Regions from separate parts of the Homo sapiens genome. Here all the other regions are linked to region 1. Evidence: chromatin contacts called from ENCODE Hi-C or POLR2A ChIA-PET data. All regions are on one chromosome and are shown on one strand. Each heading gives the region's core, a stretch centred on a gene start or an enhancer-like site at or near the end of the contact. The rest is flanking DNA. Distances are from core to core; before and after follow the strand shown. Region 1 holds the start of LINC01152 (long intergenic non-protein coding RNA 1152). Region 2 overlaps LINC00673 (long intergenic non-protein coding RNA 673). Region 3 overlaps LINC00673 (long intergenic non-protein coding RNA 673). Region 4 overlaps LINC00673 (long intergenic non-protein coding RNA 673). Region 5 has its middle 46 kb from the start of LINC02003.

Region 1 (5,331 bases), core at 778-3,277:
TCAGCCACTCAGGAGGCTGAGGTGGGAGGATTGCTTGAACTTGAGAGTTTGAGGCTACAGTGAGCTATGATCATGCCACTGCACTCCAGCCTGGGTGACAGAGCAAGACTCTGACCCCGACCTACAGCCCCCCGCCGACCAAAAAGAATCCCAGTGGCAAATTCAAAGGCAAATTAATTGCACTGGTGAACCAGGACTATGGCATGTGAAAAGAGTTTAAAAAGCCAGGAGAAGCAAAGTTTGTTGTATACTGGATTTTGAAACCGAATAAACACAGACGCACACACAATTTTTGAATGTAAAATTAATACATGTTGATTGTAGAGAAAAAAAATCACTCCTAAGCCTACCACTGAGAAAGCATATGTGTTTTGGCTGCCCAAGATTGATTTCTGCCTTCATGTGGAAGTAAGCTTTAAAGGCTCTGTGTTAGGGCATAGTCTAGAAACATGGGGCCCAAGGGCACCGGGAAAACTTACAAAGGGAAGAGATGGAACTGGGAGGGTTCAAGCTACCAGTTCCATCTCTCCATGTTTTAGAGAATTGGGGCACTAAGTCAGCCAGGTAAGGTCAGGTCAGAGGAGGGCCCGGATGAAGCATGAGATGCAGAGGGACAGTGCGTGAATGGAGACCTTGGGTAGCACCAACGTGTAGCGGCAGAGGTGGGGTGGATGTGGCTGATGTCAGGGAGAGAATGGGGAGCATGCACAGGGCTCAGTCTTATACATACATTGAAAATCCTTTAGCCTTTCAAAGATTATTAACCCAAATCACCTTTCTTGCTTACTCCAGATGCCTCAGCCTCTGATATAATTGCTAAGTATCTGCCGTGTTAAAAATAAACATTTGAGAATCAAGGGTGATTTTTCTCTTTTCTTTTGAATTGTAATTGCGATGTACTCATGGCCTGCCATGACGTGAGGTCTGGCTTAGATTAGCCCCTGGCTGAGAGACCCATGCTAATTTAGTGCCTGCAATTATGCCTGCCTCTAATCGTGTTCTGCTCTTTGTAGGATGTACCCTTTGCAATAGAAGCAACGGTTATGCTGGGTCATCTATACTTTCTTGCCCCAGGCCGCTTGTGACACACATTGGTGAGACAACTGGCCAGGATTAGGGGTATGATCTGTGACCCTGAAACAGAGTGAAATTGATTGGCAATGAGGGATGAGGGGGGTGATCCTATTAAAATTATAAGCACCGTAAGTATTCTAATATCTGACCCCTCACTGTAATGGATGTGCACCTACCTCCCAGCCATAAAAATGCTTCCAATAAAAGAATCAAAAACGAAAACATGCAGAAAAACTTTTATGTATGAGTGCATTTGTCTGAGGTGTCATCCAGCTGTAGCTTCAGAGTAGGGGTGCACATGTCAATTGAGAATGATCAGCCTTTGCTTTCTGTCTGCAGAGGCTGGCAAAGGGGAAACAAGCTGCATAGTTTAGTGCTGGCAAAATAAACCACTATGCAGTTATAAACAAGAGTGGGTGGGTGAGTTGAAAGATGGGTGGATGGGTGAGTGGGTTGGTCCCCTTCCTGATGTATAAAAACAGAACTCCTAGGTTTGGGGTTCATGTTACAATTGGACTCCAGGAAAACAGACTATACATTCAAAATCTAAACCAGTTTTAAAGTATAAATTAAAAAGTATTTTCCCTCTAGCACATTTAGATATTATTGTTTACTAAGAGAAAGAAGAACAGGCTACATGCCGTCTTCGATAGCTCCCTCATGCTCCTAGATCCACAAATGATACCAGGGAAGCCACTGCTTGCCTCTGTGCCTTTGGGGAGGCGGAGGTTGTAGGGGGAAGTCTGAAAGCTCACCATCACGGAGCTCCAACTCCTTCTTCCTGGGATGCGGCACTTGCCTGTGAAGCCACAGGAGGCTGGAGGGGTAGAGGCTGGGGGCAGGAAGAGGAGGAAGTGAGGAAGGGGGCGATGCCCGGGAGGGCTCTGGGAGAGTAACCAATTCCTTCACTGGGGGCAGGCGGGAGTCTCCAGGGTCACTATGGGGCAACCTGTGAAGGGAAGGGAGGAAAGGGATTTCCGGAAGTCTCCCGCTCTCCCTCCTGCCTGCTTCCCTCCTTCCCCTAGCGGTTGATTGCGAGGAGCAGCGGAAGGAAGGATGTATCAAACCGAAAGAAGAAAGAACCCCTGCCAGTCGCCCCCATGACATCCGACTCTGAACGGCAGCGATCTAGAGGCTGTGGCGTGTTGCAGATTAACAGCAGCGAGGGCAGGAGGCAAATCAGATGCCGCAGGAGCTGACTGTTTTCTTTAGCCCTGAGAGCTGACTGTAGGCACAGGTTGCATATCAAAGGCAACGGGAATCAGTCTGTGGCAATATTACATCAGGTCCTGGACTGGTGGTGGTGTTGGTTGCGGGGGTGGGCGGTGGGGTCCAAGTCCTAAAAGATGTCAGTCAAACACCAGCTGAGCTTCTAGACCTCCTTCTGTGGCCCTTCTTCTGATCAAGTATGCAAATAATAATACAGTCAGGCTCTACCTCCTGCAATTAGCACAGGGGAGGGCTGAGTAACTGGGAGGACTTAGCCTTCTCCCTGTGGTTATCTTGTAAGGCTTTGAAGTGTAACTTTTGTTTTGTTTTGCTTGCTTTCCCCCTGCATAGAAATTTCCCTTAAGGGAAGGGTGGGTCTAAACTACCTTTAAAATGAGTTTCCACTCCCTGAACAAGGCTTGTAAAAGCTTGAGAGAAAATGCCAGGGGAAAGCATGGAAACTTTCTGGGGATAAACTATGGGTCTCCACCTTTGCACTTAATCAGGGGACAGCCACTAACCCCAGTAGCTGCATGCTTTCTGCCACCTTCATCTACCTGAGCAAAACTTCAAGGACATGTTTATGCTGAATCTCCAGAGAGAGCAATAGAAGCCCAGCTTGAGGGAAATGACTGGACCTTGATTACTTAGGATAAAAAGAGATCAATTTATGGTAGGACTATCTATTTATGTCTGCACATTCATCAGGTTTGCCTAGGAAAGGAGTCTCAGAAAATGTGTTGGAATTGGGCACTTCTGATGTCTATCCTATTCCTTGTCTTGGTTGATAACACTTTCTCCAGTCCCCAGATCTCATTTTAGGAAATGAGACTTGTTATCAGGCATCCTAGAGCCTCCATATTTTTCTGAGTCTTTCTGTGTCTGCCGGCACCATTGACGTTGTTACTATTGCTGGTTTTCCTCTTATATTTTCTGTGAAAATGCTTAGGAGCTTTTAAGAACTGGTGGCCACCAGAGAGGTTAAACATTATAAACAATATAAAGCAAAGGAATCTTAGTGTGCTGTCTTTGGGGTGTGTCATTGCTGTACAGCTTCTCTTTTTTTCCTAAAAAACCCTAATCATCTTCTGTGGTGGGAGGGGTTGGAGTTGAAGGGATGGCTAGTTGAGGTGGGGGCAATTTGTGCTGTACCTGTCTCTGACAGTCTTTTAATTTTTCATTCGTCTATGCAAATTTATTGTAAAAGAGGTATGGCTTTTTCATTCTTTCACTCATTGACTTAGCCATTCAACAAACATATATCCAGCATGTGCCTTGAGTAGGACAAGGCTGAACACTGTTTTTAAAAGGTATGTTTCTGTAAAGATGCACTCTTCCCTGACCACCAGACCCTGCCAAACCTTTGAGAGAGTGTCTCTGAGAAGGAATGAGCAAGGGAAAATATCCCATTAGAAGGGAACTCTTGGGTCCTCACCCCTCCTGAGATAGAGATGAATAAGGGCATCTTCTAAAGCACTGAGAACTGTTAAGCTGTCCTTAAGCGGGTGAGGGATATGACTTTTGAAAATAATAGTAAAAACAGTTTATGTGGGGATAGTTTATGAGAGTTCACAGAACCCTTTCATGTGTGTTACTAGAATGAGTGTTGGGTTGAAGATTAGGCAGACATGCTCCCAATAATACTTTTGAAGCGCTGGACACATGCTGTGTTTCACCAAGAAGTTAGCAATTGTTCATAGTTGTAGTATCTGTGACACAGGTCCCAAATGTTCAGATTAGCTAACGTGACCAAAGAGGAGAGGCTTGACATCTCTTTCGCTTGGTTCCATCTCCTTATTTTGTCACTCAACCTAGTGTGTGTGGTCATCCGTTCACAAAACAAAACAGAGATGAAAAACCAACTTAAAAAAACAGGGCTGGGCACGGTGACTCACGCCTGTAAACCTAGCACTTTGGGAGGTCGAGGCAGGCAGATCACGAGGTCAGGAGATGGAGACCATCCTGGCTAACACGGTGAAAACCCGTCTCGACTAAAAATACAAAAAATCAGCTGGGCGTGGTGGTGGGTGCCTGTAGTCTCAGCTACTGGGGAGGCTGAGGCAGAAGTATCGCTTGAACACAGGAGGCAGAGGTTGCAGTGAGCCAAGATTGCACCACTGCACTCCAGCCTGGGCAACAGAGTGAGACTCTGTCTCCAAAAAAAAAAAAAAATGTATATATAATATATATAAAAATATATACATAATATATAAAATATATATTTTATATATTTTATATATAATATATAAAATACATATGTATTATATATTAAAAATATACATAAATATATATAGAGAGAGTGATGATTTTAGGGAACAAGTCTGATTTCAGGATTTTGGGTTGCTTCTGTTCCTCTGGGTGTTTTCTTGGACCCAGAGTCAATATTTAAAACAAAACAAAACAAAAACACCTACCAATTCTCAAGTTTTGACCCTTGTGTCATTTATCATCAGAAGTCATGGGATGCACAATTATAGGACCCAGGATTGAGTTAATCTTTGAGGGATAAATTGTGGCACATTCTGTTTTTGAGGGCTGTTGCAAATCTAAATATCTTTGTCAGTGATTTATGATCTTCTGTGATTGTTTATTTAGTTTCCTTGGTCAAAAAAAAAAAAAAAAAGGCAGCTTTTAGGGTCAGCCTTCTGTGAACAGCGGCTGGACATCTCAACAGCCTCAGCCCAGCCTTGGGCTTCTGCTGAGATGCAAGCATAATGACCAGGAATGTGATCTATCCCCAGCCAGATGGTCAATAGCTGGAAATACTACTCCCTCCACGGTAATTACAATCTAGGGGAGGTTGAGAGGGAGGATCAGCAAATCTGGTTGATCTGAATGGATTTCCACTCCACGTTCAAGCATTTTGGGTTTGAGAAAACCCCCAACACTTCGAGCCCTGGGCATTTTTTCCATTAATATTTTAAATTGATGTTCATGTCAAGGGAAATTTAATACATAGGTTTCTGATTCATTTACACTTAACTCATCAAAATATTGTTCTGTAAGAAGTGATTGGTGTCCAAGAAATCTTAAGAGCCTTTTTATAAG
Region 2 (5,331 bases), core at 1,075-3,574, 510 kb before region 1:
GCAGTCCACAGAAGATCCACTGATGAGGAACACAGACAAAGTGGGGCTGGACGGTAGGAGGGAAGCCAGGGGATCGTGGTGTCCTGGATGCTGGGAGACAAGAGGCTTCCAGGAGTGCAAATGTCAGGGCTGCAAATTCCTCTTGGAGGGAAGCACTGAGAGCTCTCATTGTACCTGGCAGTTGGGCTGTCATTGAGTGACCTTGAGTCAGAGCAGTTTCAGGGGCAGGGTGGGCGTGGAAGTCAATTGCAGAAGCCAGAGAAATGGCTGTGAGGGGCAATGCGGAGGAGTGTTTCCAGAAAGCCAGCTCCTGGGCAGGGGGCTGTCTAAAGAGCAGGGGTGGATCTACTGTGGAGATGAGGCAGAGCCCCTCCCCTACACAGCCCTCCCTGACTGGCCTCAACTGTGTATTTACAACTTCATATCTTAAAGAGGCTGCCTCTCCCTCTAGAAAACATGTATGTTTCAGGTCTCACAAAACCTGGATCCACCTACGGCTGGGGGTTGGGGGATGGATGGAAAGATGGGATCAAGGAGTGTAAGTGAAGGAGCTGGCTCTCAGGCTCTGACTCCAGGCCAGGCAACCTTGAGTGAGTTTTTGGACCTCTGGGTGCTTCCATTTCCTTTTCTGTAAAAAACAAACAAACAAACAAACAAACATCATAAAAAACTCATGTCCTAAGGTCGTGGTAAAGGTTAAAGAAGATAAAGTACAGAAGGAATTCGCACAGTGCTTTGCACAGAGCAAACGCTCTATGCTTTTCCTGTAATTTCCTGTTATAGTGTTCATATTAATATGCATATTCCTGATTGGTGCTCTGAGAACTTTTCCGTTGCTGTGTTGGGTTCCTCCAGTGGTTTGTGGATGGAGATCATGGGGTGTGTTAGTCCATTTGCATTGCTATAAAGGACTATCTGAGCCTAGGTAGTTTGTAATGAAAAGAGGTTTATTTGGCTCAGGGTTCAGCAGGCTGTACAGGAAGCATGGCCCTGGCATCTGCTTGGCTTCCGGTGAGGCCCCAGGAAGCTTCCAATCATGGCAGAAGGTAAACGGGAACCAGCATGTTACATGGCAAGAGGGAAAGCAAGAGATGGGGGAAGGTACCAGGCCCTTTTAAACAATCACATCTCACATGAACTCTTTTCTTTCTTTCTTTTTTTTTTTTTTTTTTTGAGATGGAGTCTTGCTCTGTCACCCAGGCTAGAGTGCAGCGGCACAGTCTTGGCTCACTGCAACCTCTATCTCCCAAGTTCAACCAGTTCTCCTGCCTCAAGCCTCTCGAGTAGCTGGGACTACAGGTGCGTGCCACCGCGCCCAACTAATTTTTTTGTATTTTTAATAGAGATGGGGTTTCACCATGTTGGCCAGGCTGGTTTCGAACTTCTGACCTCCAGGGATCCACCTGACGTGGCCTCCCAAAGTACTGGGATTACAGGTGTGAGCCACCATGCCAAGCTCACATGAACTGTTCTAGTGAGAACTCACTCGTTACTGTGAAGATAGCACCAAACCATTCATGAGGAATCCACCCCCATGATCCGAACACCTCCCACTAGGCCCACCTCCAACACCGGAGATCACATTTCAGTATGAGATTTGGAGGGAACAAACAGCCAAACCATATCACGTGCTCTCTTCTTGAGTCACCCCATAATTTGTACCCAAAGACCAGGGGGCATATGGGATCACGTGCTGTTTCCAGGAGAGATGTGTTGTAGGTTTGTGGGCCTTGAAGGGCTGTGGGCAGTGATCCCGCCCAGATTCTCTAGACACATGTTCCAATGGTGTCCGCTCACAGACATGGACCCCAGATCTGCGCCATCCCCTGCAGGATGCCCCAGAGCAGCGAGATGCCCCCTTTGCTCTGGCGCCACTCTCTGAGAACCAAACCTTTTAAACTGTGAGCAAGTTGCTGGAGAAGAGAATGGGCCTGGGACTGCAAAAGTAACCTCTCTCCCGAAGGAGGAGACAGGATTCCCGAACATCCTCTGGGGCAGCCCTGGGTGGTGGAGTGCGCCTGGACAGCTGGTGTCCGTCTGCAGGCTCCTGCCTCAGGCCCTGGAGTGGCAGCTTGGCAGGTCCAGACCCTTCCCCAGGGACAGTTGCGGCTGGGAACCCTGGACCTCTTCCCTGGGCCTGAGCCGCTTCCCCGTGCGGCCGTTCGCCGAGTGGCCACTTGATGGCGCTGTGGCTCCACCGGGCGCGGGCGCGGGCGGAGCGGCGCGTCTGCTTCCAGCCGCCGGGCCGGTGCTGCCGCGGTCACCCCCGGCGCCTGGCTGTGCCCGGCGCGTCCGCCCTCCCGGCGCGCGGCTGGTGGGGCGCAGCCCTCGCGGCCGGTTCTGCCCGAAGCACAAAGCCACTGCTCAGAGCCAGCGCCTCCTGCTTGCAGCTCCCCAGTGAAAGAAGTTTGGGTCCTTGGTGGTGTTTTTCTCCCTGGCCTGGATGGTCCTGCAGAGGCCCCTTGCCACCTAATGACTTTATTCTTCTTAAAACATGTTTCTTTCTTTCTTTGCTTCTTGTTTTTGTTTTGATTTGTTTATTGGCCTGTACTCCGTTTCTGCCGTCTTACCAATAGCTCCTGACCAAGCCCGAGGCCTGCTAGAGAACTGTAGTTTAATTTAACCTCCACCGGCCAGGCTGGTCTGTTTCCTCTTTTCAAGCTTCCCTGCGGTTCTAACTTTGCTCCAGAAGATTCCTCCTGGAGCTTTTGCTTGGGAGAGAAAGGCGTTTGAACGCAGAGTTCAAGCGAGCTGGCCAAAATGGAATGCAAAAGAAGAAAATTTAAAAGAGAAAAGAAGGAGGCTTCTCAGAAATGAACTTTTCATCTGATTCCAAACATTCTGCAGTGCAGTTTTGTAAAAATACCAGAAAACACAAAGAAGCAAATAAAACACATCCATGATTTTGCGTCTAGAAATGGCTTTTGTATTTTAATATGTCTTTCCACGATTTATTGTCATTGCATAGATATACGTTCCCTTTCATCCCCCCGATTGGGTCAGTTTACTCATTTAGCTGGGTCGCCTGCTTTTTCATTGAACGCACTGGGAGCGTTTTTCCTTGGCAAGCTGGTTTCTGCAAGTTTCCCTCAAGTTTCCCTCAAACTCTTGAAGTTTTGCATGCAGGTCACTCCCAGGCAGGTTGCTGTGTGAGATAGCCTCACTGAAGCTGGGATTTGGACGTTTGGAAGAGGATGATTGAATTGTAGCTTCCAGGGAGGACAGAATTGTGAGCTCTTTTTGGAAGACCAGAGTTACCCATATTTGTTTAGCAAAGCGAGCAGGCCCACTTCAAGTCAGCGGTTCTCAAAGAGCCTGAGCAGGGTGCTGAATTCAGGCCTCTGAGCTTTGAGCGCCCCTCCCAGAACCCCTAGGCATCTGAATGTAGGTCGGAGGCTTCCCAGGCTGCCTGAAGTCTGGGGACTGAGAGGCGGGGCTCAGGGGTCACTGAATCAGCCCCTTCCTTGTCCCTCTGGAGGACCCCGGGATAAATGCAAAAGGCGTGTGTGTGTGTGTGTGTGTGTGTGGGTGTGGTGGGGGGATTCGGAGGTGGAGAAGGCAGATCAGGCCGCTTCTCTAGGTCTGTCCTCCCTTTGGGACAGGAGCAGTGTGGCTGCCAGAGCTGACCGCCTTCCTGCAGCTCTGAGCGTGCCGAGCCTAGCAAGCTTGTGCTTCCACCTAGAGCTGCAAAGGGCAGCGGGCAGAAACCGGGCTGGGGCTGGCATTAGCTTTCCCTCCTCCCAGTTTCTCTCCAGCGCAGCAGGGCACCTCTAGCCCAGAAAAAGAAAACTAACTTTCTCTTATTTCTGTTTTCTGCTGCTGCTAATCTCCTCCTGAAGGGTTGTGTGGCTTCTTGGGACTCTGGAAAGAAACTGCAGGGGACGAGGACAAAGGAAACAGCTACTGTAGTCACTGCAGCTATGCAGGCTCTGTGCTAGCCCTGGAAAGGCCTGGACGTTCAGGTCTGCTGTGCCGGGGGTAGGCCCCAGAACAGAGCGGTGGGCCCATCGCTCTGCAGCCACAGCTGCCAGGGCTCAAACCTTGGCTCTGCCCTTACCTGGCTTTGTGATCTTGGGGGATGCACAGGACACTCTGTGCCTCAGTTTTCTTATCTGTAAAATGGGGCAAATACCTACCAAGTCATAGGGTTGATGTAAAGTCTAGTTGAGATAATGGAGGGTAATTTCTTTTTTTTCTTAAGCTTAAATTTTGGATCCATTTTGTGTTGATTTTTGTATATTGGGTGGTAATTTCTTAGAAGCTAGAAAGTTATTAAATGCTGCTTATGAGCCAAATACTGTGCCAAGGGCTCTGTCCAGATCATTCCAGTTAATCCACCCAAGACCCCAACAGCACAGGTGTTGCTATATTTTTGTGGTGAGGAACTGAGACCCAGGGAAGTCACGGTACTTTGCCCAAAGTCACCCCGATGTCAAGCGTTAGAGCAAGAATTTGAACCCCAGAGCTTAACTCTTAACCATTTTGCTAACTGGCTGTCTCTCCAGGCCCCCATCACCCTTTCCATCACCCTCCCCTGCCCCAGGGGCATCCTATCAAATGGCAGTTCCCCCCTCGCTTGCCTCAGCATCTCCAATTTAGAGCTTCATGGATCTCCTCCTGTTGAAGTCATGGGATGGATTTCCCATCTCAGAAACTGCACAAGAAACAACCTTGGAGTTTTGAACAAAGGATATTCAAGGAGTATTCAAGAATGAATCTTCATAATCGTGGTCATGAGACATGAGAAAAAAGGTGTCTACCACGTCTTGTCTCTACTCATAAAGAACATTGGCCAGGTGCGGTGGCTCACGCCTGTAATCCCAGCACTTTGAGAGGGCAAGGTGGGCGGATCACCTGAGGTCAGAAGTTCAAGACCAGCCTGGCCAATGTGACAAAACCCCATCTCTATAAAAATACAAAAGTTAGCTGGGTGTGGTGGCAGGTGCCTGTAATCCCAGCTACTTGGGAGGCGAAGGCAGGAGAATTGCTTGAACCCGGGAGGCGGAGCTTGCAGTGAGCTGAGATCACACTACTGCACTCCAGCCTGGGGTACAAAGGGAGGCTCTGCTAAAAAAAAAAAAAAAAAAAAAAAAAGAAAAAAAGAACATTCCTTTGAAGGATGTATGTTTTGCGGGTGCTTGTGTGTGCATGTATGTGTGCACATGTGTGTAGAATCCTCACTGCTGGAGGTGGAGAGAACACAGGAGCTAGAAGATGTGACTCAGGGCATCCGATGGGGGTGATACAGAAGACAGTACCCCCCAGGAAGGCGGGGCTGGGGGTGGAGTGGAGAGAAAAGGAGGAGACAGCTGCCGAGGCAGGTGGGAAGAT
Region 3 (5,331 bases), core at 1,299-3,798, 430 kb before region 1:
TCAGTGCCGTGGCGGGTCGGGCCTCCTTTTCCTGAAATCCCAAGGATTAGGAAACCAGTGTGCGTGTCTGGAGGGCGGAGGGCGGCTCCAGCAGACGGCCTTGTCTTGCTTTGGTCGGTTTATATCCAGGATCCGTGCCTTTCCACCGGGTGTGGTGGGCCCAGAGGCAGCCAAGGAGTGTGCTCTTCTGTCCAGATGAGCCTTGGTGCCCAGAATGGAAAAGAAATCAGGCATCGGGCCTAAGAGGAACTGAAAGCAGCCACCCAACTCTTTCCCAGGGCCCTCATTTTGAATAGAATTCTCTCTGGGTGGCAGCAGACTCAGCTCTGGGACATTTTGCCTCCAGCCTGGACCTTGGAGGCTGACAGTGGGGAGGGCTGGGCCTAGAGGAAGAGCAGAAATGGGGAATATTTGGAAGCGGAGGCTGCTGGACGCAGAGACCTCCTGTTGGGGGTAGTACGTGGAGACAGAACCCTGCTTCTGGGCATCCTGGGGTAGTACTCACAGGGGCAGGGGGCCCAGGCATCTGCCAGAGCCAAAAATAATGAGCCAAGGCTCACATCCCTGCAGTTGGCTTCTCAATCACCGTTCAGTACCTTCTATGACCCCCAGTACAAGGTGGCCCTTAACCATTTGTCAAATGCATCCACTCTCCTCCCTCTCCCCAGTTCTAAAGGGTTCTTGGAGTCCATCTGAGCTGTGTTTCACTTGAGCGAAATGTTTAGGAGTTGGGCAGGAAGACTACTCCTTCATGGTAGCCTTGATGGAAGGTTTTTCTGAACAAGTGATATAAATCCCATGGGGTGGCTCCCCAGACACCTCCTTCTCATCACCTCCTTAACATACAGGAATCTGTGTTTTTAAGGATGCTGAACCCGTGCATCCCGTATCTCTGTCTGGAATTGCACTTCAGGTTCCAATCCTTGCTGCAGTGAACCTGGTGAGTTAATTTTCTTCTCATCAGTTTCAGTGACTACCTCCACAAAACACAGAGAAAATATTTACCTGTCTCATATGTTAATATGAGGATGAAAAGCCGTTTTTCCATGTCAAGTTCTTTCATGGAACAAGTGCTCAATACATGGGAGCTATTATCACGATTATCATATTCTTTTCAAAAGAAAGAGCTCTCTCAGGGTTTCCATTTAAATATTTGATTCTAGACCAGGAGTTGGCTAACTACAGTCTGTGGGCCAAGACCGGCCTGCCACCTGTTTTTGTACAGCTCGTGAGCTAAGAATCCTTTCCACATTAAAAGTTAAAATCAAAAAAAGGAATATTTTGTGACATGTGAAAATTATATGAAATGTAAATTTCCAAGTCTATGAATAAAGTTTTATTGAGACTCAGCTATACCTGTTCATTTGCTTATTGTCTATGGGTGCTTCATGCTACAATGGCAGAGTTGAGTAGCTCCGATGGAGATGTCATGGCCCACAAAGTTGAAAATGTTTACTCTGTGGTCCTTTACAGAAAAAGCTTGCCAGTCCCTATTCTAGATGACTGATTATTAAACAGGGAGTGTAGGAGTAGGTACCTAGTACAAAAATTGCTGGGCTTAATGCTGATTGGAATAGAGTTCACTAACAGTTGGAAAAGAAGAAAATGCAAGTATCTTTGGTATTTTAAAATAACAGAAGTAAAAAGGAAACAGGGACTGAGTTTTTGAGAATCCTGTACTGTTGATGATGTCACTTTTTCAGAAGTAATCTCTAAGTTTCAGTACACAGGCTGTAGGTATTTGCAGAGGGTGTGTGTTCTAAGATTCCCTTAAGCAGGGAACTCCCTAGGCTGTTGAATGGGTCAGGGTGGGGGTTGACAGTGGGGAGTGGAAGGGGGAGGCTTGACTCATGTCCACCCTCCTCATCCCTCTGCCTTTCCACAAGTGGGAGCTGCCTGTAGAAACAGAGCATTGCTTAAGAAGCTCAAGTTTTATTTCACCTGTTGGGTGTATTTGTCTGTTTATACTCTGCCTCATTCCACTTTCTTCTAGAAAGGATTTAAGGCAGCCAGGACCCTTCAGTGTCAAAAATCCCAGATCCTAGAAGAAGCAATGCCTAGGGGCTGTGTTTGAGGGGAGTACGCAGAGTGAGGTGTCACTGATGATTTCAAAGAGGTGACCCTGGAGCTGAACTGTTTTTCAACGAAGGGAACATTCTTTTCTTGCCTTTATCTCTCTGTCCCCTGTCACCCCGATCTCTGCTCCCACTCCCAACTCCTCAAAGGGCAAATTGTGTTGCCTTGGGTCTCATGGAGGAGAGAAGGCAGGGACAGAGAAGAGTCTGCCCGAAGCAAATGCCAATCCTTGCAGAGTGCCGAGCGAGCTGGGAGCAGCGGTGAGCTGGGTTGAGGGGCAGCCATAGGAACAAGCGCAGGGAGAAGGCTGAGTAATGGACGGGAGGCACAGTGGGTGACAGGGCTGAGAGCACAATTTATGAGTCACCCCGAGCAGCTGCTCTTTGCCCCAGGGGAGCAACTCACACATTCCCAAGGGAGCCAGTGCCTGGGAGACGTGACGTCGTTGTCACTGGGAGAGGAGTTTCAACCATGTGTGGCTTCGGAGGAGCTTGTTCCCATGGGTAACACCCAAGATTCTCAGGATGCAAAATCCCAGCCAAAAGGAGATGGGGCTCTAAGACTTCTTGTGCATGCTTGTATGTATGTATGTATGTGTGTGCAGGTGTGCATATGTGTGTGTGTGCATGTGTGTGAAAGAATGTGTCTCCTCCATGCTGAGACCTCATTATTAACTGCTGATCTGTGCATCCAGGGTGGTAAGAACTTTCATCGTTCATGGAGGAGGTGGTGGCTCTGTGACTAATAGCCCGCCAGTCCGTAGCCATCCCAACATTTTTCTCAAGGATGCTCCCTCCACAAAATCCTGCTCCAAACCCATGATTTGCATGAAACATTCCCTGTTCAACCACGACGGCTCCTCATCTGGCATGTACATTTGGATCATGGTTAGAGGGGGCTGGCCACCTCTGATTGAATTCAGAAAGCCAGCCCGGTGCCGCCCACTGACTCTCTCCCAGGCATCAGCCTTAAAGTTCTGGCAGCTATTCCCAGCTAAATGGGTGCATCAGGCCTTCTTACTGCATAGATAGTTAATAGGGGAAGGAAGAGAGCTCACTCACAGCCTCTCACTGCTGCAGTTTGTTTTATAAACCTGATAGGCACACAGCAAACCCAATGACCAGATACAATGGAAGCAGCCTTTCCTTTTGCACTGTCACCAGCCGTGGCTTTATAAAACCGTTGTTTTTCCTTACCTGGGAAGCCCTTGGGCTGTCCCTTACTTCCTTGATAAGCCAGGCAAGGACATGACAACCTTTAAAATATTGTATCTCTGTGGATAACTGAGCCCAAGAAGAGGAAGGATCTAGTGTATGCCTCCTTAACAATGAAATGAAAAACACAGGGAGCCAAAACCAAGTTTAAATGAGGGTCAGTGGATAACGCATGAACTGGGAACACAATTTGGTTGGGGAAGCTTGTCTATCCGTGGTGTTTTCTGGATAGCTGTTTTCCAGCACACACAAGTATACAACACTTATTTAAAACAGGCCAAGTGCGGTGGCTTACACCTATAACCCCAGCGCTTCGGGAGGCCGAGGCGGGAGGATCACTTGAGCCCAGAAGTTCAAGACCAGCCTGGGCAATGTAGTGAGACCTCATCTCTACAACAAATTTGAAAATTAGCTGGATGTGGTGGCACACACCTGTGGTCCCAGGCACTTGGGAGGCTGAGGCAGGAGGATTGCTTGAGCCCTGAAGGTCAAGGCTGCAGTGAGCCATGACTGTGCCACTGCACTCCAGCCTGGGAAACAGAGGAAAACCCTGTCTCAAAGAAATAATAAAAGAAAAGAAATAAAACAGACTTCCCCAAGAATAGTAAACCACAGTTACAAGTTCATATTTGTAAGTTTATTGTTTTATTGAATCTATTTTTTGGGGTGGATACTTGTTGATAGTCCCTGTGGGTACCTGGGATGTTCCTCCTAGCATAGACGGCAAAAATTTCCAGTGAATTCCTCATTTCCTCCTGTTTCTTTGTGAATGCCCGTAGCTTTAAGGGCCTCTCACCTCCTCAGAGGCAGAGGAGGTTTGTGGACTGGGTGCTAAGCTAATACCCAGGAACTGAATTTTGTTTTGTTTGCTCCACCCACTCTTGGGTAGAGGTGCCGATAGGATGGCCACACTGTGGCCACAGCAAACAGAAATGACCAGCACTACCCAGATAGGAAGCACACGTGCCCAGCTGATCCTTCGGTCCTGGGGAGCTACCTGAATCTCATGGGAAACCCACTTTCCTTTTTCCCCACCACAGACTTGGCTTTCTGCTTCCTTTCTGCTCTGCTCTTTCTGAAAATGCAAATGTGTGTTGGGCAGATCTCCTATGCAGGGAGATTGGCAGAGCCCCTAGGGACACTTGACTGACCAAGGCTTCTTCGTGGAGAGCTGTTTTCTGGTTTATTCTGTCTTGTGATCGATAGGAAACACTGGCCAGGCTTCTTATTTTCCAAGGCTGCTGCTTTCTGACAGGCTTTAAGGGATTAAGGGTTGAATACAGGTGGGTTTCTTCCCCCTCCTGACTCTGTCACCTGGACATTGCCATGGCAATAATCCTCCCTGAAACAAAAATAAAGGGCAGAACCGGTTGGACAGAAAGTGTAGCCGAAAAGTCTTCCAGGGACACTGAGAGTTGAGGGACTTTGAGGCCGCATGGGGCTCCATAGAGCAGCAATCCCCAACCTTTTTGGCACCAGGGACTGGTTTTCTGGAAGATAATTTTTCCGTGGATGTGGTGGGGTGGGGTGGGGTGGGGGTAGTTTCTGGATGATTCAAGCACATTACACTTATTGTGTACTTTATTTCTATTATTATTACATTGTAATATGAAATAATTATACAATTCACCATAACATAGAATCTGTGGGAGCCCTGAGCTTGTTTTCCTACAACTAGACAGTCCCATCTGGGGGCGATGGGAGACAGTGACAGATCATCAGGCATTAGATTCTCATAAGGAATGCACAACCTACATTCCTCACATGTGCAGTTCACAATAGGGTTCTCGCTCCTATAAGAATTTGATGCCATCACTGATCTTACAGGAGGTGGAGCTCAGGTGGTAATGTGAGCAATGGGGAGCGGCTGTCAATACAAATGACACTTTGCTCACTCACCCACCACTCACCTCCTGCTGTGCAGCCTGGTTCTTAACAGGCCATGGAGCAGTAATGCGTCCATGGCCTGGGGGTTAGGAACCCCTGCTATAGATCATGTCCACAAGAGCAAGGAGGTAAAAAAAAAAATGAGTGGCCTTGG
Region 4 (5,331 bases), core at 1,678-4,177, 390 kb before region 1:
CTGTTCTGATGAAGTTAGGGTATGAGGGGTACAGAGTGCAGGGAACACCCAACAGGGACATTATCATGCCATGGAGCAGCTAATACTGCTTGAGATCATTCTTCGTGGTCTCCCTGATGCTCTTTGAGGGGTCCCCTTGTTGTCTCGCAGCCTCTTAGCACCCTCCCGTCTTCCTCCTCCCTCCAAGAAAGGACAACTTGACAACGGCAGGAATGAATGGGTCGGCCGTCTTTCCTCTTGTCTTTCTCGTCCTGCAGCCACAATGATCCTCCAGGCAGGACAGGCTAAGGGTGCTTCAGAGCTCGCAGAACCAGCGTGTCTTTCTAAGAATGCTTCTGGGACGGCCCCGTCTTGGTGGTGATTAGCAGCTGTCCCGTGATTGCACGTAACCTGAAAACAGAACCTATAAGGGAAATGAATGCCTGGTGCCCTTGGTTGGGGGACCTTGCTGTTCATGCACACGGTGGAGAGCTAGCTGGGGGCCACGCCAGAACCCCCTTCTACCTGATAAAGCCTTAGAATTGTGGACATATTGCAGTCTGCTGGAAGCGCTTAGAGCAGGAAAGGGCAATGGGAGTGGTGGGGTCTTTACCTGTGTGTTTCTCCCAAGGTTGAGTGTGTTTCTGAGTGATCCCGCCAGGCTCCTGGGCAACATGGACACTTTCCTCCCCAATGCCTTGCATTCTTCCGCTCCCAGACCAATGGCCCAGGGAGATGGAGCAAGATGGTAGCCTCATGGCCAGGTCCCTGGAGCCAAAGTTTTAAACAGTGATATTACAATGTTACTGCCTTGTGTGGATTTCACATACTTCCTTTTAAAGAACTGTCACATTCCCTACCATATAGCTCCAAGAGCTTCTGTGGTGAGATCATTAGGAGGAAGGACTGTTTTTAAAGGTGAAAACTCTGACGCTCCAGGAGGACACGCTGTCTCCCCAGGTCCATCCATCGTGTGTGTGTGTGTGTGTGTGGCGGGTAGGGGAGAGGTGCTGCGGCTCGAATGTTGGTTTCTGCCATAACCATAATTGAGAGTGAAAAACCCGGGCCCTGGGAGAAAGAAGCCAGTCCTGGTTCTGAGTGTCAGCGGCAGTGCAGATGAGCTCACCCGGGGACCAGAGCCATTTAGAGGATTTGCAGATGGAACTTCCCCTCGGGGTCCAACTGTGAGTCACTGTGGTTCCTGTCCCTGCAGCGGGCTCCATCTCCAGGCCTCCCACTTCACCCTGGGACATTATGGTCGCTGGTCAGACCTCATGACTCACTTGGACTCTTGAGCCACCTCTGGGGGTGGAGTCTCTCTCCTGGCATCTGGACCCTTGGTGCTATCGACGAAGCTTGGCTGGCGCTCTTAGCTGCTATGTGCAAGACGTGTGTCCCAGGGAAAGCCCCTCTCTCTCTGCAGAGGTCAAGTGAAAGCCACGGCCGCAGCCAACAGAGTTCAAAATGCAGGCTTGGAAAGTCCAGGGGGCTCTGTGGAGGTGAGACAGCCACAGGCTGAGCTTTCTGAGCCCTTGGGGTGAGTTTGGCTGTGATACCTGAGAGATGGGGGAACTAACAAGCGCCGGGTTGCAGTGTCGTCCCATGCAGAGGAGCGAGCAGAGTTCACCCAAAAGGCCAACGGCTGGCAGGGTGTCACGTTTCCCACCACACCCGGGGCTCAGCCTCTGCTGTCATTTCTCCTCCTTGGTTTTCATCTTCTAAGGGAAGAAATAGTGTCATCTTTTCTCAACCTGTCAGTCTCACACCTGCCTGGAGCCCCTGGCAGTGAGACACCCAGTGCTGTTTAATCTGATGTCATCTCTGTTGATTGTCTGTTTTAGAAACCAGGTAGCAAGAGGGACTTTCTGAGGATTAAAAAAAAAAAAGTAAATCCCCAAACTATTTCGGGGAGGTTTTTTTTTTTTTAACCTCCTGTTTTTTAGTTTCATTATTTCTTTTTCTCTTACATACACTCTTTTTTAATTAAGAAAAATTAATTTTTTAAATTAAAAAAGACCAAATGCACCCCTTGGGTTGAGGAGTTATGAGAGCAATGTTTAGGGTAAAGGTCAAAGGTGAGATGGATGTCACTGGGTCTTGGGCATGGGTACCCACCTGCTGGCAAACATAAGAGAGGCCATACGAGAGTGGGGAAAGAAGGGTTACTGAAAAATGCATATGAGCTTGTTTTCTCTAATGATGTTTATTTGTTGTCTATCAGGAGATTAGTCCTGAGAGACTGACACCAGAGCCACCTGACGAATGTGGGTGCTCAGAGCCTTGGACTCGATGACCTACCTCTCCTGCCTCCCACCTGACTCCTGAAGTAGGGGAGTGTATTAACAGTCACAGGCCTCAGTTTACCTGCTTTCAGCCTCTGCCCTTCCCGAGAGGGTTGAAGCTGACTTGCTGCATCGCAGTTTTGTCCTTTAGTTCATCAGCTCTGGAACTTTCCACTTCTGGTGTTTTTGGTTTCCAAACAGAGGATTGAGGACGTATGAGAGCAATGTTTAGAGTAAGGTCAAAGATGAGGTGGATCTAACTGGGCCTTGGGCATGGGCGCCTACCTGTCAGACTCTGTCCTTCTCAGACAGCTGCCCAGGCAGGAGCTGCCTCTTGGGACAGTGAGTGGGCCATCTCCATTGAGAGAGTAGGGGGACAAAGGGAAAAGGCAGGGACTGGGTCACTCCTGGGGATGCTGTTTGACATAGACCATGAGGGTCAGCCCCACTGGGCCTGGCTGACCTGGTAGATGGGTAGGTCTAGGGTATGAACATGGATATTAGTTGGCCAGGGTGTGAGAACTTGTGTGAAAGGGTCGGCCCCTGGGTGACTCAGTCTCCTAGCAAACTATAAAAGGGAAGTGACTCATTTCCAGCCCTGAACAAGAACTCCTAAGGCTAGGCCGCCAGCACCTGTCTGGGACGTGGTTAGTTATTAACGCTGCCAGTAAGAGTGTCATGGGAACCAAACGCAGGCCTAGATGCCTGGAGGCAACTTGGCTTTTCACAGCTTGCAACTGTCCACTCACCTTCCCTTGCTGTGGCTCCTCTCTGCCTGACCCCAAATGCAGAGGAGCCCCTTGAACTCTTAGTTGCTGGTGGCTCCCCAGGTGCCTCTTGAGGGTGCAAATTCCACAGGGGTTGGGGAAGGGGGAAAAAGAAATGGGTTGGTCAGGGGAAATCACAACTTTTTTTTCTTTTTTTGTCCTGTTTAGAAGATCAGGTTCAAGTTGCCAGCCAGACTCTGGGCTTCCAGGAGGAGTGGGCTGTGGATGGCCTGGCCTCATTTGCATGTCCCTCTCCTCCCGGCCCTGCAGGTGCCACCTCCTGAGTCCTGGTTCCTGCGGCTCCGTCGAATCTGCAGTGAAGGCCTTTGGGAAGCGTGGGTTATGTGGGTCCAGGGGTCCCATCCTCCCGTGGAGGCCCTTGACCTGAGGATCACTAACTCACACCCCACCGACTTCCGGCCCCCAACAAGGGCAGTGTTCCTCTTGCTCCATTCTGCTCTGAAGTCCCCCAAACCGCTTCCTGGGGCTGCTTAGTGAAATACAAGGCTCATCTCTGAGGACCTCTACAGGGCTGGTGAGTTGAGCCAGGAGTTCAAATCTGCTCTGCCTTCTCCTTTCTTTCTCCACGTCTGGAAAAGTACAGAATGGGCAGCTTCTCCTCTCAGATCCCAAAAGGCATGTTTTACTGCTCCTGGGGGAGGCTCAGCCTGGGCACAAGCTATGTCTACTCCTGCCAGGGCCCTGCCCCTCCACTTCCAAACTGTCAAGCAGGAGGAGGGAGGATGATTGAACAGAAAGACACAGGAGTTTTAGTGAGTCAGGCTCCCCAGTGTCCAAAAAGGGACCCAGGGCCCAGGGGGAAGAGACATCCCTGGTATTTGTTGCCACCTTTGTAAAACCCTCAAGTGCTGGCAGGCAGCACAGAGGGAGTGGCGATGCCACTTGCCTGCCTAGTCTATGGGAGGAATTGGGACATGTGCTCCCTGGGTGGCCCTGAGCAAGCCATCGAACTGCTCCCCCAGAGTTTTCCCCATCTGTAAAGTGGGAATAATAACAACACCTGTCCTGCTTACTTGACAGGGTTTATGTGAGGCCGGCTGAGATCACTGAGCATGTGACAGGGCTTTGGGAGTGGTTAAGGGCCACCCAGATCGGGGTTGAGGCACCGGGGTGCTTATGGTGATTAGCAGCAGAGCAAGGCCTGAGGTCTGTGCTCCCCAGGGAGGGTGGCTTTACAGGCACCCACCTGCGGCTTAAGAGCTTCTTGGGCCTCCCACGGCTGATAAATCACCACCGGGTGGGTGTGCTTTGTCTGGGCTCCAGCATGAGCAGACAGCCTGCCCTTGGCAGCTGCAGAGAGCAGCTCCTCTGCCTTCTCTCCCTTTCTTAGTGGGTTGGGCAGGCGCAAAAATAGATCCCAGAACCCCATCTCTTAGGTTTTGCCAAGGGACCCTCCAACTGCTCATCTAGACATTCTGGTGGCATGGAGTTCCTTTCTCAGGTCACATAACCATTGGGGGTGCTGATTTAGGTGTCTCCTGGCATAGGATTTGCCCTGGTTTATCACCTGCTGCTTCTGCTGCTGCTTTTTAAAAAAATTGAAGATGGGGTCTCACCATGTTGCCCAGGCTGGTCTTGAACTCCCAAGCTCAAGTGATTCTCCCACCTCAGCCTCCTCAGTAGCTGGGATTACAGGCTCATGCGACCATGCCCTGCTTGTCACCTTGCCATCAAAGAAGAGAGACTTGCAGAAGAGTGTCAGATTCTATCCCATAGTGCAGTATACCAAGGAGGTGGTCTGCAAATGGCCATTGAATATACAAATAGTCTCAGACTTAGCATTTTCTTTCTCATGGTTTATTTTGCTTTGTATAGTTCCATGCATTTGTTGAAAGGAGGAAGATTGAGATTTAAAGGAACATCCCTAGTGGGATAATACCCATCTGCTTAGTGCCTTTTCAGTGCTCAGCACTGTGCTAAGTTATTTGAGTACAGTCTTTGTTCTCATATTTAATAAAATCAGACTCTTTTTGACCACCTCATTCCATCTCCCATTCAGACCCACAACATCCTCCCAGCCTGTCCAGATAGGTGCTTTCTGCTTGGACACTTTAATGATGGAGAATTTTATCTCTCCTGAGGCCACCCATTCTAACATTGGCAACTGCAGTTGTTGGGAAGTTCATCCGTTTAGGGAGTGTCCATCTGCCTTTGGATACTTCCATCTGTAGGTCCTGGGCAATGAACAGGGGATGAGAGTATGGCATTATGGCTGAATTGTGGGATGCAGACTACAGAAAAGTTCTGTGAAGGGATGGGACCTGGAAGAATCAGAGAAGACC
Region 5 (5,331 bases), core at 1,483-3,982, 360 kb before region 1:
GGATGTCTCTTCTCCTCCTTAAAATGCACCATAGTCAATGGCCCCTCTGGACAAGGCAACTTTGAGACCAATGGAAGCAGCCAGAGAGCTGTGTACTTGCACATTGACGAGCTCTGTTTTTCTGGCCCTCCTAACAAATAAGATCCTGGTAGTGTTGGTCCAGGGGCCAGTGGATGGCTTCCTGCTGGGGTCCTTTTTGTGCACAGCCATTAGTGACCTGTACATGCTCAAATGCATGAGATGCCGCATTGCTTTCCAGCTGGCTGGCTGTCTAGCCCTTCTGAGCCCCTACAGAGAGCCCATGGATGCCTTTCCAGCTCAGGATTAGACCCTTCCTAGATGCCTTTCTAATGCTCAGAGGAAGGAGATGGGATAGCATCTCAATTCCAGCCCCACCTTGTGTTGGTTGTGTGATTTAAGGCTGTTTACTTCATATCTCTGCATCTCAGCATCCTCCTATATAATTTGAAGATTGTAGTAGTACTGACCTCACTGGTTTTCTTTTCTTTTTTTGTGGGAGAGGGAGGTATGCATTAATATATGTAGCTCTCAGAGCACAGGACCTGAGTCATACATCCAGCTCATGTGTTAGCTATTGCTAGTGTTACTATCTCCCTGATAAACATTCCCCTAACCTTCCCCAGGTAGAAGTAATCACCCTTACTCCTGGGGAAGCACTTCCTACATATCTTTTATAGAATGGGTCCTGATATGGTTTGGTTGTGTCCTCACCCAAATCTCATCTTGAATTGTAGTTCCTGTGGGAGGGACCCGGTGGGAAGTGATTGCATCTTGGGGGCGATTTCCCCCATGCTGTTCTCATGCTAGTGAGTGAGTTATCACAAGATCTGATGGTTTTATAAGCCTATGGCATTTCCCCTGCTGGCTCTCATTCTCTCTCCTGCCACCCTGTGAAGAGGTGCTTTCTGCCATGATTGTAAGTTTCCTGAGGCCTCCCCAGCCATATGGAACTGTGAGTCAATTAAACCTGTTTTCTTCATAAATTACCCAGTCTCGAGTATTTCTTCATAGCAGCATGAGAACAGACTAATACAGGTCCCATGGAATTCCAAATAGTGACACAGTTAAGAGTCAAATTGTAGGGTTAGGCAGGTCTGAGTTTAATTCTGACTCCTTTGCTCTTGCCCTTGTGATCTAAGTCTGTTTCTTCACTTATAAAGTGAAGACAATGAGAGCAACACCCACTGCCCCAGGTTGTGAGGCCCAGGGCTGTTCTTACTTCTCACTGGCATTCTGTACCTAGGTCAGAATCTGAAAGAACATTTGTTGAACTATTGAGTTGACTCAGTCAAGTGTTCCTCCCTCCTTCAGTAGACAAATCCTCCATTGAATAAAACCCCATCATGTTATAGCTCACTCCATGGAGGTTCCTGGCTAGCCTATCTGGATTGCGGTGGGCCTTGAAGGCTTTCTTGGCTGGCAATAATTGCTTTAATGACCGACGGCCTTAGTAGACATCTACAGGTTTCGGCCTCTGTTTTCGTGGTAAGAAGGCTCAGGGCCAGGCATGGTGGCTCACGCCTGTAATCCCAGTACTTTGGGAGGCTGAGGCAGGTGGATCGTCTGAGCTCAGGAGTTCAAGACCAGCCTGGGCAACATAACAAACCCCATCTCTACTAAAAAAATTACAAAAATTAGCCTGGCCTTGGTGGCACATGCCTGTAGTCCAAGCTACTTGGGAGGCTGAGGTGGGAGGATCGCTTGAGTCCGGGAGACTGGGGTTACAGTGAGCTGAGATTGTTCCATTGAACTCCAGCCTGGGCAACAGAGTGAGAGTCTGTCTCAAAAAAAAAAAAAAAAAAAAAAAAAGAAAAAAAGAAAAAAAGAGAAGGCTCTTGTATTTATTTCTGATTCTTATTGGAGTCGTTTAAGGAGGACCATTGAGAAGACCTCTCCCATAAAAGCCAAAATGCCAGCTCTTCTGTGCAATCCTGTGCGTATGGTCTTGCTCTCAGTGCAGTCCCAAGCAGAAACCCACTGGACTTGGAATTGGAAATCTGAGCTGAGTATTGGCTTTGTCCATGTGGTAGACAGAATAATGGTCCCCAAAGATACCCATGTCCTGCTCCCTGGAATCCATGAACATGTAATCAAGTTAAGTTTCTTGAGACAGGGAGATAATTCTTGGTTAAGCCCAGGGTAATTTCAACAGTCCCTTTAAGAGAGAGGCAGGAGAGTCAGAGATTTGTAGATGCTGTAGTCCTGGCTTTGAAGATGGTGGAAGGGGCCATGAGGCCAGGAATGCAGGTGGCCTTTAGAAAAAGCTGGAAAAGGCAGGGACACGGATCGTCCTCTAGAGCCTATGTAAGAGTACAGCCCTGCTGATGCCTTGATTTTGACTCACTGAGACCGATTTTGAAATTCTAATCTCCAGAATTGAAGATAATAGGTTTGTCCTGATTTAAGCTGCTAAGTTTATGGCCATTTGTTGCAGCAGTAAGAGGAAACTCATCCGGACCCAAACAGCTAGCCACTGTAGACTTTCTTTTCACCTCTCTGGTCTTCTGTTCTTCAGTGATACGAAGAGAGAGGATGAGGACAACTGCAAAGGGTACATTCTAGCTGAGTCATCGTACAATCAGGGCTGCGGTTTACATAATGCCCACAGGTGCCAGGCCAGATGGGGTGAGTGGGGGTTGAAATCCATCCCCAGGGGTTACGATACTAGACTTGTGGCCTCACACGGGGCTGCAGCTTCCAGGCAGATATGGTGTTTCCTGCTGTCTCTCCACTCCCCCTGCAGGAAGGCACCTCTACTCACCCATCCTGCACCCACAGAGCCATACATGCCAAAGGTGGGCATGGGGGCTCTGGCACATCCTTTCATTGTTTTCTCCCCGACTGCCAGGAGTGCAGAGCGGCCAGAGGCCCTGGAGGGGGAAAACAGGCTACAGTGAGAAGTGCCGCAGAATGACAAATTCTAGGCCTGCAGTACAGATGCTGAATTAGCCTCAAATTTTGCTTAGGCCAAGCCCTAAGTCATGGTAAGCCATCTCTCACTGAGAGGAGCTATGCCCCATATTATAAACCAGTGGTTCTCAAGTGGGGGTGATTTTGTCCCCCTACTCCCATCCAGCGGTTGTTTGCATGTCTGGAGACATTTTTGGTTGTCCCAGCTAGGGGCAAGTGTCCTACCGGCATCTGGTAGGTAAAGGACAGGGATGCCATTAAAAATCCTACAGTGGCCAGGTGTGGCGGCTCAGGCCTGTAATCCCACGACTTTGGGAGGCTGTGGCAGGTGGATCACTTGAGCCCAGGAGTTCAAAATCAGTCTGGGCAACGTGGCGAGACCCCATCTCCACGAAAAATACAAAAAAATTAGCCGGGTGTGGTGGCATGCACCTGTAGTCCCTGCTACTTGGGAGGTTGAGGTGGGAGGATGGCTTGAGCCTGGGAGGTTGAGGCTGCAGTGAACTCTGATCACACCACTGCACTCCAGCCTGGGTGACAGAGTGAGACCCTGTCTCAAAAAAAAAAAAAAAAAGCAACTTAGAATGCACAAGGCAAGCCCCCACAACTGTCTGGATCCAGCCTTCAAAGTTGGTAGTGCTAAGGTTGAGAAATTGTGTCTTAAACCTCTGCTGCAGCATTGAACCAAGTCCGAACCCTAATCCCCCCACCTTCTCCCCAACACTTTATTTACCAAAAGGTAAGGGGGGATCTGTTATTTTTTCCAAGTACGTTTCTCCCTGTATCTTATCAATAACCACCAAGTTCAGCACACCCTTGATTAGTCACTTCCATTAACAGTGTTTATTTTGGGGTTTGTGTTTATTTTTGAAACGTGGTCTCCTTTTTCCTCCTCACTTCCTTACACACTTAGGGGGATGGGGCCAGCTTTCTAGTATAATCTAGTTCACACTTTCCTTGCTCATCTATAAACTGACTAGGCCAACCCTTGAGAACATCTCTTCTCCTTCCTTTCCTTCATAGGAAGCTGTCCACAGCTCTGAAGCAGACCATTGTCATCTTCTTCCTTATGCTTTAAAATCCTTTTTAGGATTTTAAAATATCCTAAATAATATAGCAGCAACTCCGTTGACCAACTGACTCGTGACAAAGCAGCGACTTTATTCCTAGCTTTCCACGTTCCATGAAACAAAGACATTTCAGTGGTTCTCGCCACTGAACCAGAGACAAGGAGATTTTTGGACTTGTGGGTCTCCCTCTCCCACTTCTCTCCACCCCTCCCCTTCTCACTGCAGGAGTGAGAACTGCAGAGTCTCGGAACTACATTTAAGCGTTTCTGACTCATCAAATAACTGATCCCTGTTCCTCTCCACCCACCAAATGGTTCTTAGCTCTCCCTCCCTGGCCAGAGGAATTTAAAGGCTTATGGTTGAGTAACTGGGAGTTACAGAGAATCTCCGCGCATGTTTCAAAGATTTTCATCTTTCTTTCTTTTTTTTTTTTTTTTTTTTGAGACAGACTCTCACTCTGTCACCCAGGCTGGAGTGCAGTGGTGCGATCTCGGCTCAATGCAACCTCTGCCTCCCAGGCTCAAGTGATTCTCCTGCCTCAGCCCCCTGAGTAGCTGGGATTACGGATGCCGACCACCATGCCTGGCTAATTTTTGTATTTTTGGTAGAGACAGGGTTTCACCGTGTTGGCCAGGCTGGTCTCAAACTCCTGACCTCAAGTGATCCACCTGCCTCTGCCTTCCAAAGTGCTGGGATTACAGGCATGAGCCACCATGCTGGGCCAGATCTTCATCTTTGATTGGACACCATCCATCCCTCTGCCTCCTCTTTCCTGAATTCCAGTGACGGCAAACTCTCCCCTCACCTATGCTGTCCCTCTATGTGGCCCTGTGCATAGCAGTGGCCCAAGGATGCTCTGTGGCAGGCCAGTGGCATAGGAGGCCCAGGAGTCCCCCTCCCCCCATCCTCCTTCCTGGGCCATTTATTTGAGTACCACCAGGGAGTGGGTTACTTTGGGGTATTTATTTGTTTAAACATGGGTGGCTCCTGAAAGGAGGGTGTCGGGTTTCAAGGTTAGAGGCCCCATGCAAACAGAGAGTGGGTGGCCTGCAAAATAGTGAGCAAGGTTGGAAGTGAGGAGCCCATGTGTCTTTTCATGTTTGTAGGTGGAAATGCTGATGTATGACACTATTTGTGACCCAGCTGTCTCTATCTATGACATAGAGCGACTTGGGGCTTGTGTGTGTTCAGACTCTGAGACAGCCCTCTCCTAGACTGTTGGAAGAGAGCATTTGGAAGTGGTTAGGCAATTCTTTAGGGGCAGTAACTCCTATTAATTTATCCCATGAGCGTTGGCGGCTATCCAAGTACCTTGGGGAGGAGCAGAAGA

What was found. A loop is a pair of places that touch in the nucleus more often than their neighbours do. ChIA-PET counts read pairs that join two places held with the same protein, here RNA polymerase II (POLR2A). Pooled maps may share reads with other maps.
Region 2: a loop to region 1 is called in a map of GM12878, with 5 times the contacts of the local background. The contact joins the enhancer-like site here to the promoter of LINC01152 in region 1. A Hi-C loop is called at or near these places in 1 of 168 maps with a recorded cell type or tissue (GM12878), 9 of 37 single-sample maps with no recorded cell type and 7 of 50 pooled maps.
Region 3: a map of GM12878 shows a loop between it and region 1 (3-fold over the local background). The contact joins the enhancer-like site here to the promoter of LINC01152 in region 1. A Hi-C loop is called at or near these places in 1 of 168 maps with a recorded cell type or tissue (GM12878), 17 of 37 single-sample maps with no recorded cell type and 5 of 50 pooled maps. POLR2A ChIA-PET finds 5 or more read pairs at or near these places in 2 of 52 experiments (GM12878 and HEK293).
Region 4: a map of GM12878 shows a loop between it and region 1 (5-fold over the local background). The contact joins the enhancer-like site here to the promoter of LINC01152 in region 1. A Hi-C loop is called at or near these places in 3 of 168 maps with a recorded cell type or tissue (GM12878 and GM13976), 36 of 37 single-sample maps with no recorded cell type and 7 of 50 pooled maps. POLR2A ChIA-PET finds 5 or more read pairs at or near these places in 1 of 52 experiments (GM12878).
Region 5: a pooled map shows a loop between it and region 1 (4-fold over the local background). The contact joins the enhancer-like site here to the promoter of LINC01152 in region 1. A Hi-C loop is called at or near these places in 2 of 37 single-sample maps with no recorded cell type and 2 of 50 pooled maps. POLR2A ChIA-PET finds 5 or more read pairs at or near these places in 1 of 52 experiments (A673).

What each region holds. Positions count from the first base shown.
Region 1 is chr17:72,027,350-72,032,680 of GRCh38, reverse strand. It overlaps LINC01152 (long intergenic non-protein coding RNA 1152), which reads right to left and starts at 2,027. Exons shown (of 3, transcript NR_110132.1): 1 at 1,830-2,027. RefSeq lists an enhancer at 2,132-2,902.
Region 2 is chr17:72,537,360-72,542,690 of GRCh38, reverse strand. The region is part of intron 1 of LINC00673 (long intergenic non-protein coding RNA 673); the gene reads left to right. Among named protein-coding and RNA genes, the nearest start is that of LINC00673, 53 kb to the left of the region's middle. RefSeq lists a silencer at 2,089-2,338. Within about 2 kb of position 2,324, at least 12 of the 41 ENCODE cell types and tissues checked have a DNase peak (open chromatin) inside an H3K27ac peak, as active enhancers do.
Region 3 is chr17:72,462,833-72,468,163 of GRCh38, reverse strand. All of the region lies in intron 1 of LINC00673 (long intergenic non-protein coding RNA 673), which reads left to right. Among named protein-coding and RNA genes, the nearest start is that of LINC02003, 120 kb to the right of the region's middle. RefSeq lists enhancers at 1-69, 2,456-2,665. Within about 2 kb of position 2,548, at least 12 of the 41 ENCODE cell types and tissues checked have a DNase peak (open chromatin) inside an H3K27ac peak, as active enhancers do; they include GM12878, where a contact is called at or near this core.
Region 4 is chr17:72,418,932-72,424,262 of GRCh38, reverse strand. It overlaps LINC00673 (long intergenic non-protein coding RNA 673), which reads left to right. Exons shown (of 4, transcript NR_152516.1): 3 at 3,197-3,563. Among named protein-coding and RNA genes, the nearest start is that of LINC02003, 79 kb to the right of the region's middle. RefSeq lists enhancers at 94-163, 1,464-1,873, 2,487-2,616, 2,667-2,726, 2,117-3,316 and 1 more. Within about 2 kb of position 2,927, at least 15 of the 41 ENCODE cell types and tissues checked have a DNase peak (open chromatin) inside an H3K27ac peak, as active enhancers do; they include GM12878, where a contact is called at or near this core.
Region 5 is chr17:72,386,637-72,391,967 of GRCh38, reverse strand. No RefSeq gene overlaps it. Among named protein-coding and RNA genes, the nearest start is that of LINC02003, 46 kb to the right of the region's middle. RefSeq lists enhancers at 4,311-4,810, 4,811-5,312. Within about 2 kb of position 2,732, at least 4 of the 41 ENCODE cell types and tissues checked have a DNase peak (open chromatin) inside an H3K27ac peak, as active enhancers do.